Regions from separate parts of the Mus musculus genome. Here all the other regions are linked to region 3. A link is a contact called in ENCODE POLR2A ChIA-PET data. All regions are on one chromosome and are shown on one strand. Each heading gives the region's core, a stretch centred on a gene start or an enhancer-like site at or near the end of the contact. The rest is flanking DNA. Distances are from core to core; before and after follow the strand shown.

Evidence for each region. ChIA-PET counts read pairs that join two places held with the same protein, here RNA polymerase II (POLR2A).
Region 1: POLR2A ChIA-PET joins it to region 3 with 16 read pairs in embryonic stem cell. The contact joins the promoter of Yars here to the enhancer-like site in region 3. POLR2A ChIA-PET finds 5 or more read pairs at or near these places in 3 of 5 experiments (Patski and embryonic stem cell).
Region 2: POLR2A ChIA-PET joins it to region 3 with 15 read pairs in embryonic stem cell. The contact joins two enhancer-like sites. POLR2A ChIA-PET finds 5 or more read pairs at or near these places in 3 of 5 experiments (Patski and embryonic stem cell).

Annotation. Positions count from the first base shown.
Region 1 is chr4:129,188,478-129,191,391 of GRCm38, reverse strand. Yars (tyrosyl-tRNA synthetase) reads right to left here and starts at 1,489. Exons shown (of 13, transcript NM_134151.5): 1 at 1,320-1,489. The coding sequence starts at 1,376. It overlaps S100pbp (S100P binding protein), which reads left to right and starts at 1,813. Exons shown (of 7, transcript NM_001379590.1): 1 at 1,813-1,850.
Region 2 is chr4:129,220,574-129,223,866 of GRCm38, reverse strand. It overlaps C77080 (expressed sequence C77080), which reads left to right. Exons shown (of 7, transcript NM_001033189.3): 6 at 1-2,052; 7 at 2,390-3,293. The coding sequence ends at 2,412. Among named protein-coding and RNA genes, the nearest start is that of Gm12976, 17 kb to the left of the region's middle. Within about 2 kb of position 1,391, at least 1 of the 3 ENCODE cell types and tissues checked has a DNase peak (open chromatin) inside an H3K27ac peak, as active enhancers do.
Region 3 is chr4:129,292,385-129,295,320 of GRCm38, reverse strand. It overlaps Sync (syncoilin), which reads right to left. Exons shown (of 5, transcript NM_023485.3): 2 at 945-2,094. Among named protein-coding and RNA genes, the nearest start is that of Sync, 6.2 kb to the right of the region's middle. Within about 2 kb of position 1,545, at least 1 of the 3 ENCODE cell types and tissues checked has a DNase peak (open chromatin) inside an H3K27ac peak, as active enhancers do.

The DNA of each region.
Region 1 (2,914 bases), core at 240-2,739, 100 kb after region 3:
TCTTGCTTCCACTTCCTACATGCTGGGATTACAGCGTGTGCTCAGGTTGGTTCACATTTTTCTAGGGGTCGGGGGAGTTGGGAATAAAAATATTCTAGAACTTTAACCTTGTGGGTATACAAGAACTGACTAAAATGTACCCTTCGAAGAGGTGAATGAATGTTCTTAGTGACAGGGTCTCTGTATAGAGCTCTACCTAGCCAGGAACTCATTATGTAAACAAGGCTGGCCTCCAAATTGCAGCCACCCCCCTGTCTCTGACTCTCAGGTATTAAGATTACAGGTAGCATGTACCACCACACCCAGGATAGGTAAATTTAAAAAAAAAAATAGCTTGGTGGTGCAACCGCCCTTAGCGTAATTCTAGTCCAGTCTTTATCTGGCTTGTAAAACAAAGTTTACAAGCCCCTCATGACTTGGCTCCTACCTGTCTCTCCTTAGAGAACATGTCAAAGGACAGCAATAGGTTCTGTGGAGGAACATCAGAGGCACGGGCAGGCAGGGATGGAAACGGTTCTGTTGGCAGGGAGTTGTGGTGGCCGAGCAGTACTGTGCTTGCTTTATTCCATTTAAATCAGTGTCCTTGGACAAAGGGTGTGTGAGGGCACTGAAGGCTGAGTCCAGGGCCTTACTCATGCTTTACCACGGAGCTGAGCCTAGCCTTCTCCCTGTTCTACAATATTCTTGCTTCCCCTTGGGTCTTCCCTGTCTGAAATGCAGTTCTCAGCGCCCGCGTGTACACAACACACACACACACACACACACACACACACACGCCAGAAGAGGACGTCAGATCCCCTGATACAGGCCGTACCGAATAACCTGACATGGGTGCTGGGAACTGAAAACGGGTCTTCTGTAAGAGCAGTACTTTCTTTCCATTTCAGAGCCATCTCTTCGGCCAGCTCGCCCCTTATTTCTTTTCAGAACTTCAGTCATAGGAACTTTCAGTACGTGTTTTATTTGGGTTATAGGTCCTTTTAAATTTCCGGTTCTCTCCGCCAGAGTCCTGGAAAGACATGGCCCTGACTCCCTAGAGCCTAGCAGTGCTCCCGGCATGGAATAGGATGGGTGGAATGAGGTTCCCAGCCCCAGGAATGGCTGGAGCACAAGCTACGTGCACACAAAGGGTGAGCCCACTGGAGTTTCTCTTGCACCCTGAGAATGGCTGCTTGACTGATCAACTAGCAGAGAGGGCCGTAGAGCCGCCCAGGCGCGGAGACCGCGGCCCCACTCGTTTAGGGATTGGCATCGGGAATCATGGGACTTCAAATTCTCGGTACCCAACGGCGCATCCCAACCCCCCACCAAGGCCTGACCTGCAGGTTCCGGGTGATAAGATGCAGCTTCTCCTCAGGGCTTGGAGCATCACCCATGGCTCCGCTGTCTCTGTTTCCCGCGCTCAGCCGGCACCCGCGCCCTTTCCTCGTTCGCCGTCGTCTCCGCGTGCCGGGAACTGTCACGCTAGTCCCGTCGGGTTGCATCAGCTGAGCTCGTCGCTCCGCTTGCTAGGCCTAGATTCTGTCTGTCCCCTCCTCTCCCCGAGCATCCCCGAGTCAGGAGCAGCAGAGAGTCGAAAGAATCGATGAAACAGGAAGGGGCGGAACCATCCAAAAAAAAAAAAACCAAAACAGTGTAGGTGGAGCTGGGGGGCGGGGTTAGGAAGGCCGCCCATGACGCACCCTCTCAGGGGCGGGGCGGTTTCCTGCCAATCACTGCTTGCTTGCCCTCCCCCTGGTGTTGGCCCCGCTGCCTCGGGGTGGGGGAGGTCGTGAAGGGGGCGATAAAATGGCGCAGGGGGCGGAGTGAGGTGCTGCCGCTCGCCCAGGCTTTTGGCCCGGCTTCCGGAGGTGAAGAGCGGGCGGGACGTAAGGGTCGGCGCCCGTCGTCTAGGCGAGGGGTCGGGGGGGAGGGGGCGGGCCGCCTGTTGCTTCTCCACAGGGCCGCGTTCTTCGTCTTGCCCCCGTGAGGAGTAGGGAAGCTCGTCTCGCTGAGGGAAGGGCTGCTTCTCGCGCCAGAGGTGATGGCGGGCGGGGAGGTTGTCCCTGCCCCCCACCTCCACATCCGTGGGCGAGTGACGCCCCTCATCCCGCTGAGGAAAAGGGAGCTGTCAGGTCCTCGGGCCGCCGGCCCTGCCAGTGGGGGCGGGGGGGGGGGTCTTCCTCTCCCGGTGCCTGCCTTCCCCGCGGGAGGCTGTTGCTAGGGAGAGCGGGGATGGCGGGCTTCCCGCGGGGCGTCGTGGCGGGAGAGGGCGACCCACTCCGGGCGACCGCGGGCCGCAGCCTGCCGAGATGTGGCAGTCAGCGTCTGTCCCCTGAGGTCGGGTGCCCTGGCGGAGCCCGCGGGGGGACCTGGGTCGCCCCTGGGGGGAGGGGCGCGGAGGGAACACGCGCTCCTCCCGCTATCCGCGGGGAGGCGAGGACTCGCTCTCCCGAGTGGGAGGAGGAGGGAAGTGCAGAGGCCCTGGGCGCGGCGGGCGGGCGGGTAGTGTTCCCGACGGGGAGGCCCGCGGGCATCCTCGCAAGGTATCCCTGGGCCACCGTTGCTGGGTTTCATCCAGGGCCGCAGGGAATGCTGCAGACACCTAAGGTGAGCCCTTCTTCAGAGGGCCACCAAATGAGGACGGAGTTCACCGGCTGCCCTCATTTTTTGTTTTTTGTCCTCCCCCCCCCACCCCCCCGTGGTTGTTAAGAGCCCCAGGCTTTAATAGACTATTCTTGTAAAAGAAACCTGTTGCTTCAGTTTAGAAAAATCTGCTGCCTGGGCCTGTGTGGGAATTCTTGGCTCCCTAGTCTGGGGGAATTGTTACCTAAAGCAGAGATTTCCAGACCGGTTATCTTTCCATTTTACCTTGTTTGCAGTTAGCCCAGAGGGAGTTGCAAATTCTTTCAGATAGTCAGTTCCCTTTGTTAAA
Region 2 (3,293 bases), core at 142-2,641, 71 kb after region 3:
CTGCCAGCCCAGCTTCGGTTCGCTCCCTGGGCCGCTTCTCCTCGGCTTCCAGTCCACGGCCCCGCAGCCGCAACGCTTCCTCGTCCAGTGACAACTGGAGCCACTCTCAGTCCTCCGAGACCATTGTGTCTGATGGTTCCACTCTTTCCTCTAAGGGGGGCTCTGAGGGCCAGCCAGAAGGCTCTGTAGCTAGCAATAATGTGGCGCCCCCTCCTCCAGGCGGTAGTGGGCGGGGCTCCCCCAGCGGGGGTAGCACTGCGGAGACCTCAGACACGGCCAGCATCCGAAGCAGTGGGCAGCTGTCTGGCAGGAGTGTGTCCCTGCGTAAGATGAAACGGCCTCCCCCGCCTCCCCGCCGGACCTACTCCCTCCATCAGCGCGGCTCCGCAGTGCCTGATGGGCCCTTAGGGTTGCCGCCCAAACCTGAGCGAAAGCAGCAGCCACAGCTGCCTCGGCCGCCCACTGCGGGTGGCTCTTCAGGGGTGGGGGCAGTATCTTGTCCACCCAGCTCAGCAGGCACCTGGGGCTCTGGCTTGTCCCCAGGTGGCTCCAGGCGTCCCCCACGTTCCCCAGAACGGACACTTTCACCTTCAAGTGGCTACTCGAGCCAGAGCGGTACCCCAACTCTCCCTCCCAAGGGTCTGGCAGTTGCCCCTGCTTCCCCAGGCAAGGCTCAGCCCCCCAAACCAGATCGAGTGACATCCCTTCGATCTCCTGGGGCCTCTGTATCCTCTTCCCTTACATCTCTGTGTTCCTCTTCTTCAGACCCTACTCCTTTAGACCGCTCTGGCCCACAAATGTCTACCCCCTTGAGTGACAGGTTCGTCATACCTCCTCATCCCAAGGTGCCTGCTCCTTTCTCTCCACCACCTTCCAAGTCCAAGAGCTCGAACCAAGCTGCTCCTGTTCTGGCTGCCCCTGCTGTGGCTCCTGGGCAGGTGTCCACCATCGACACCAGTCCTGCATCCCCTTCCATGCCCCAGACAACCTTGACTCCAGCCCAGGAGTCTCCTGTTGCCTCCAAAGATGAGTCACCCCCACCATCCCCACCCCCATCTTACCATCCACCCCCACCACCTACTAAGAAGCCGGAGGTGCTGGAGGAGGCCCCACCTCCTCCGGAAGCTGCTGTGGAGATCCTTCCAGATCCCAGCTGGCCGCCGCCACCACCACCTGCACCTGAGGAACAGGACCTGTCGATGGCTGACTTCCCCCCTCCTGAGGAGGTCTTCTTCAATGCAGGCCCTGAGCTTGGCCCTCTGGAGTCCTGCAGCTCTGAGGCTGCCGTCCCCCCAGCTGCTAGCTTGTCCCAGACTCCTCCGCCAGCTCCACCTCCTAGTTCTGGATCAGAACCTCTGGCCAGGCTCCCACAGAAGGACTCAGTGGGCAAGCACAGCGGGGCTCCCAGGGAGGATTCGGGCACGCCTCTGGTCACACCCTCGCTCCTGCAGATGGTCCGGCTTCGCTCTGTGGGTGCTTCCACAGGGATTCCGAACCCTTCTCCGGGTTCATCGGCCCCTCAGAAGCCTCTGCGAAGAGCCCTGTCTGGGCGCGCCAGCCCAGTGACTGCTCCCTCCTCTGGGCTCCATGCTGCCGTCCGACTCAAGGCCTCTAGCCTGGCTGCCAGTGAGAGTCCTGCGAGTGCTCTGCCCACTGGAATACCCGAGGCAGAGCCACGGTCGCCACAGTCTCCTGCCTCCAAGGCCAGCTTCATCTTCTCCAAGGGCACCAAAAAACTGCAGCTGGAGAGGCCCGTGTCCCCCGAGGCCCAGGCTGACCTCCAGCGGAATCTGGTGGCTGAACTTCGGAGCATTTCAGAGCATCGGCCACCTCCCCAGGCCCAGAAGAAGCCTTCCAAGGCTCCCCCACCAGTGGCCCGCAAACCCTCAGTGGGAGTCCCTCCTCCGTCCCCCAGTCTTCCCAGGACGGAGTCTCTTACTGCTCCATCCACCAATGGGCTCCCTCACGCTGAGGACAGGACTAACGGGGAGCTGGCGGAGAATGGAGGTGTGCAGCTGGCTGCTACAGAGAAGATGGGCTCCCCTGGTTCAGGTACTGTAGGCACTGGTGCAAAATCCGTTCTCAGAGGGCCCACCATAGGTGGGCATGCTCTTGGATCTACAAAAACTGATAGCAGTCTGAGCCTGGAGGGATAGTCGGGTCATGTGCTCTGGCAGCCGCCCGGAATAAATTTCAGTTTTGTCACATTATCTCCTATCTCACTTAGGTTTAAAATGGGGCGGAGACACCCACGATACCGGCTGTCTATAAGTGTCTAGCCTAGTGTCAGTGAAGGGACGGGATATAGGAAGGTTGGGTGAGGAGCGTTTTGGGGGTTTTGTCAGACCCCAGCTGGAAGGCCTGCTGAACCAATGTCCTTTTCTCACAGATCCACAGAAGAAACTGGTCTGACCGTCATCACTCAACTGGCCCTGCTGACCCATCCCAGGGATACAGTCTCTCAGGGACCCGAGCAGCTCCAAGGAACAGAGGATTTGGCAGACACAACCTAAGACAGGATGCCTGCGGCCTTAATCTCCACAGCCTCCATGTTTATGCAAGCCTGGTGTTGCCCATCCTCCAAGTGACCCCTCCCCTCATGCCTTTGCCTGAAAGGATTCACCTCCAGCAGCCCTTCAGCCTCGGCCTTAGCCTCCACTTGAAGAAGGTAGCTGGAGGGAGGGGGTGGCTGTGCCCCACCCCGGCCCCCAAGGCCACAGCGGTGGGAGGGGAGCAGAATACGCGTTTATTTTGTTTCATGTCTGGAATCATGTTTATTGCAATCTAGAATCAAAGCACTTTGCAAAGTGGCTGCATGTCCATCCTCCAGGGCTCACGAACCCACATTCCAAGAGCCTGTTTACACGGTGGTAGCGCCAGTGCTTGGTAGCCAGCCCCCAGCTGGGACCAGTCTGTCCACTCTGCCAGTCCAGTCCACTCCTTTCCTTAGTTCTCGGAGATGGGCAAGTCTCTCATGCCCACAGGCTCCCCAGGCTGCTGGCAGGAGTGGGGCTGTGGAATTCCAAAGCACAAAAGGTGCAGTCGAGGCTAGCCTTCCTGTGCCTCAACTCACCACCAACCACTCTCCTGCCTTCCAGTTCTGTCAGGTGCTCCTTCTAGGGGACTCATGGTGAGGAGAGAGAAGCCAGAGGAGGCCTGTGGGCACTACACTAAGAAACCAAAAACCAGACTAGGGAGCCATCTGGGATGTTGGCATGTTGGGTACCTGTCCTGTGACACTTGATTGTGCTTGGGTGGATGGGCACAGCCTCAGAGCCAGGAGCTCATGGGAT
Region 3 (2,936 bases), core at 296-2,795:
GCACTTGCTGTTCTCGCAGAAGACCCCAGCACCAGCACTCTCATGGTAGCTCACAGTCACCTCTAACCCCAGATTCAAAGCATTCAATGCCCTTTTCTGGCTTTCTTGGGCACTGCATGCACACAGGTACACAAACATACACGTAAGCAAAAGACCCATATGCATAAAGCAAAAATAAAATTTTAAATTAAAGAAAGGCTGGCCAGGAGTGGTGGCACACTCCTTTAATCTCAGCACTTGGGAGGCAGAAGCAGGTGGATCTCTGAGTTCGAGGCCAGCCTGGTCTACAGAGTGAGTTCCAGGACAGCCAGGGCTACCTACACAGAGAAACCCTGTCTCGAAAAAACAAACAAACAAAAAAACAAAAACAAAACAAAAAATCCTAATCCTAACCCTACCCTAACTAAAGGAAAAAAAGAATGAGTTGGGGGGTGGGGGGTAGACTAGGAGGAATGGAGAGAATGGGAGGCTGTGGTATGGATATAGTATATGAAATAATTAATAATAATAATAATAGAATTAATAATGATAATAATAATAGAATGAATGGGCCCAAAGAACAGGTTTTTCTGTAGTACTGGATGGTAAGTAACCCCTAGCCCCAAAGACATTATTAGACCTATCTGGGTGTGGTATGCCCCACCTCTAGTCCCAACACTCAGGAAACAGAGGCAGGTGGATCTGGAAGTCTGAGTTCAGCCTGGTCTACAGAGTGAGTTCCAGGACAGCCAGGGCTACACAGAGAGACCCTGTCTCAGAAGGAGAAAAGAAGGACATCAGACTTCCCTTGAGCTAAAATATGTCCCTTCAGCTGGGTGTGGTGGCACACACCTATGGTCCCAGCACTCAGAGGGCTGAGGCAGGAAGGTCTCAAGTTTCTCAAGGTCTCCAGGCCAACCTGAACTACATAATAAAACTTGTCTGTTGCACAGCCAAGGGCCTACCCTGTACTGTTGAACCTCTTCATCGCGTTTTTGCCTCACGAGCGTGATCTGGTCCTCCAGGTTCCTGTTCTGAAGTTGGAGCTGCCGGGCCTCTGCTTCCAGGGGTCGCAGAGCCTCCCTCATCTCCTGGATCTCCGCCTGGGTGTCCTGTAGAGCTTTGGTCCCGGCCTCTTTCCTTTCCAGGAGCCGGAGCAGCTGAGGCTCATACTCCTCCTCCAGGCCCTGGCGGCTCTCGGCCATGAGATTTTCAAACTGTGTCGACAGCCGTCGGCTCTCCTGGAGAAAGTGCCCATCGCTCTGGGTCGGGGGTGCTTCTAGTTGTTGCTGTAACTGCTCCTTCTGCTTCTGACAGGCATCTCGGAGCTGGGTCAGTTCTTCCGAGAGCTGGGCTGCCCGAGTGGTCAGCGCTTCCCTGCAGTCGGCAAACTGAGCCACATCCTGCTGACGGCACTCCAGCTGGTATTGGTAAGCCACGCATTCCTTGGTCACCTTGAACAGCTTCTGCTTCACCGTCCGGATCTCCTCCCTGAGCCCGTCCCTCTCCAGCTCTGCCTGTGCGTGGAGCTTGTAGGCAGCCAGGATGTCCTGGTGGACTTGCTGCACCTCCTGCAGGGCTGGCTCCCGGAGTAGCACGAGCTCGTGGATTAGCTGGTCCCTCTCCTCTTCCAGCTGGGACACGGCTTGTACACACTGCTGGAAACGAGCTTCCAGCCGCTCCAGGTCCTCCACGCTGAGGGGATCCTCCTCGGTGTTGGGAATCGGTTGAGCAGGCAGGCTTCCCTCCGTGGCCACCATTTCTCCCTCACAAGCAGTTGGGCTCTTAGCTGGCTCCACAGGCTGCTCTGAAATTTGCACCTCATCTGGCGTCACGGATTCCTCCACAGACAGCATCTCCTCTGGGCGCACGGGCTCTTCTAGGCCCAGCGCCTCGTCTGGCTGCCTCGATTCGTCGATAAACAGTGTCAGTGCTGGCTTCTCATATTCTTCCTCATAAAAACTCTCTTCAAAGTCCCCCGATGCCCCCAGATAGAGAATGTCCTCTAGGTTCACAGTCCCCTCCAAAGACAGAGTGGCCTCTGGGTTAAAGGTCTTGGCCTCCTTCGGGGATTCTGACTCCTGAAGAGGAAAACTCGCCTCGGTGTGTGGTTCCCTGCAAGAGAGATGATGGCCGTGAAAGAGCAGCCTGTGCTCCACTGAGTGTCAACAGGGCCTCTGTCTCACGGTTAGCTGCAGCAGGTTCTCTTAGCTACTTATGGGGAATTGAATATGCTTGGCCCTTGGGGCATTATTAATTAGAGGGTGTGGCCTTATTGGAGGAGGTGTGGCCATGTTAAAGGAAGTGTGTGTAGGGGTGGGTTTTGAGCTATGTAGAAGAGGAAGAGACCCGCCATCTGCCCCACCTCGAATCAAAAAGGAGAACTCTCAGCTCTTCCAGCACCCTGCCTGCCTGGATGCTGCCGTGCTTCCCGCCATGATGATAAATGGACTGAACCTCTGAAACTGTAAGCCAGCCCTGGTTAAACGTATTCCTTTATGAGAGTTGCCATGGTTCACAGCAATGAAACCCTAAGGCACTACTCCCCTCCCCAGTCTGCCTCTTCCACACACTGCCCACCATTCGAATTCCCTGACACCACAGCATCACTGGCTAGTCTCTGCTTACATCACTTCATGGAGAGGACGCTATTCTCAGACACAGCTGGGTGTTCCACAGTTCTACACATGTTCAGGGGCAATTGGGACCACATAGAGAGACTGTGCCCGTAAAACAAGGAAAGACAACCGTGCTGGTGCCTGCCTGTAATCCCAACAGGCTGAGGGAGGGGGGTCAGAAATGCAAGGCCAGCCTCAGCTACTTAGTGAGCTGAAGGCCAACCTGGTTTTGTGAGAATCTGCCACTCCCTGACAAAATAGGGGGGATTCAGTGAGTGGCTCAGCAGATAAGGGCACTTGCCACCAAATCTGATAAACTGAGTTCAATCCCTGGCTTCC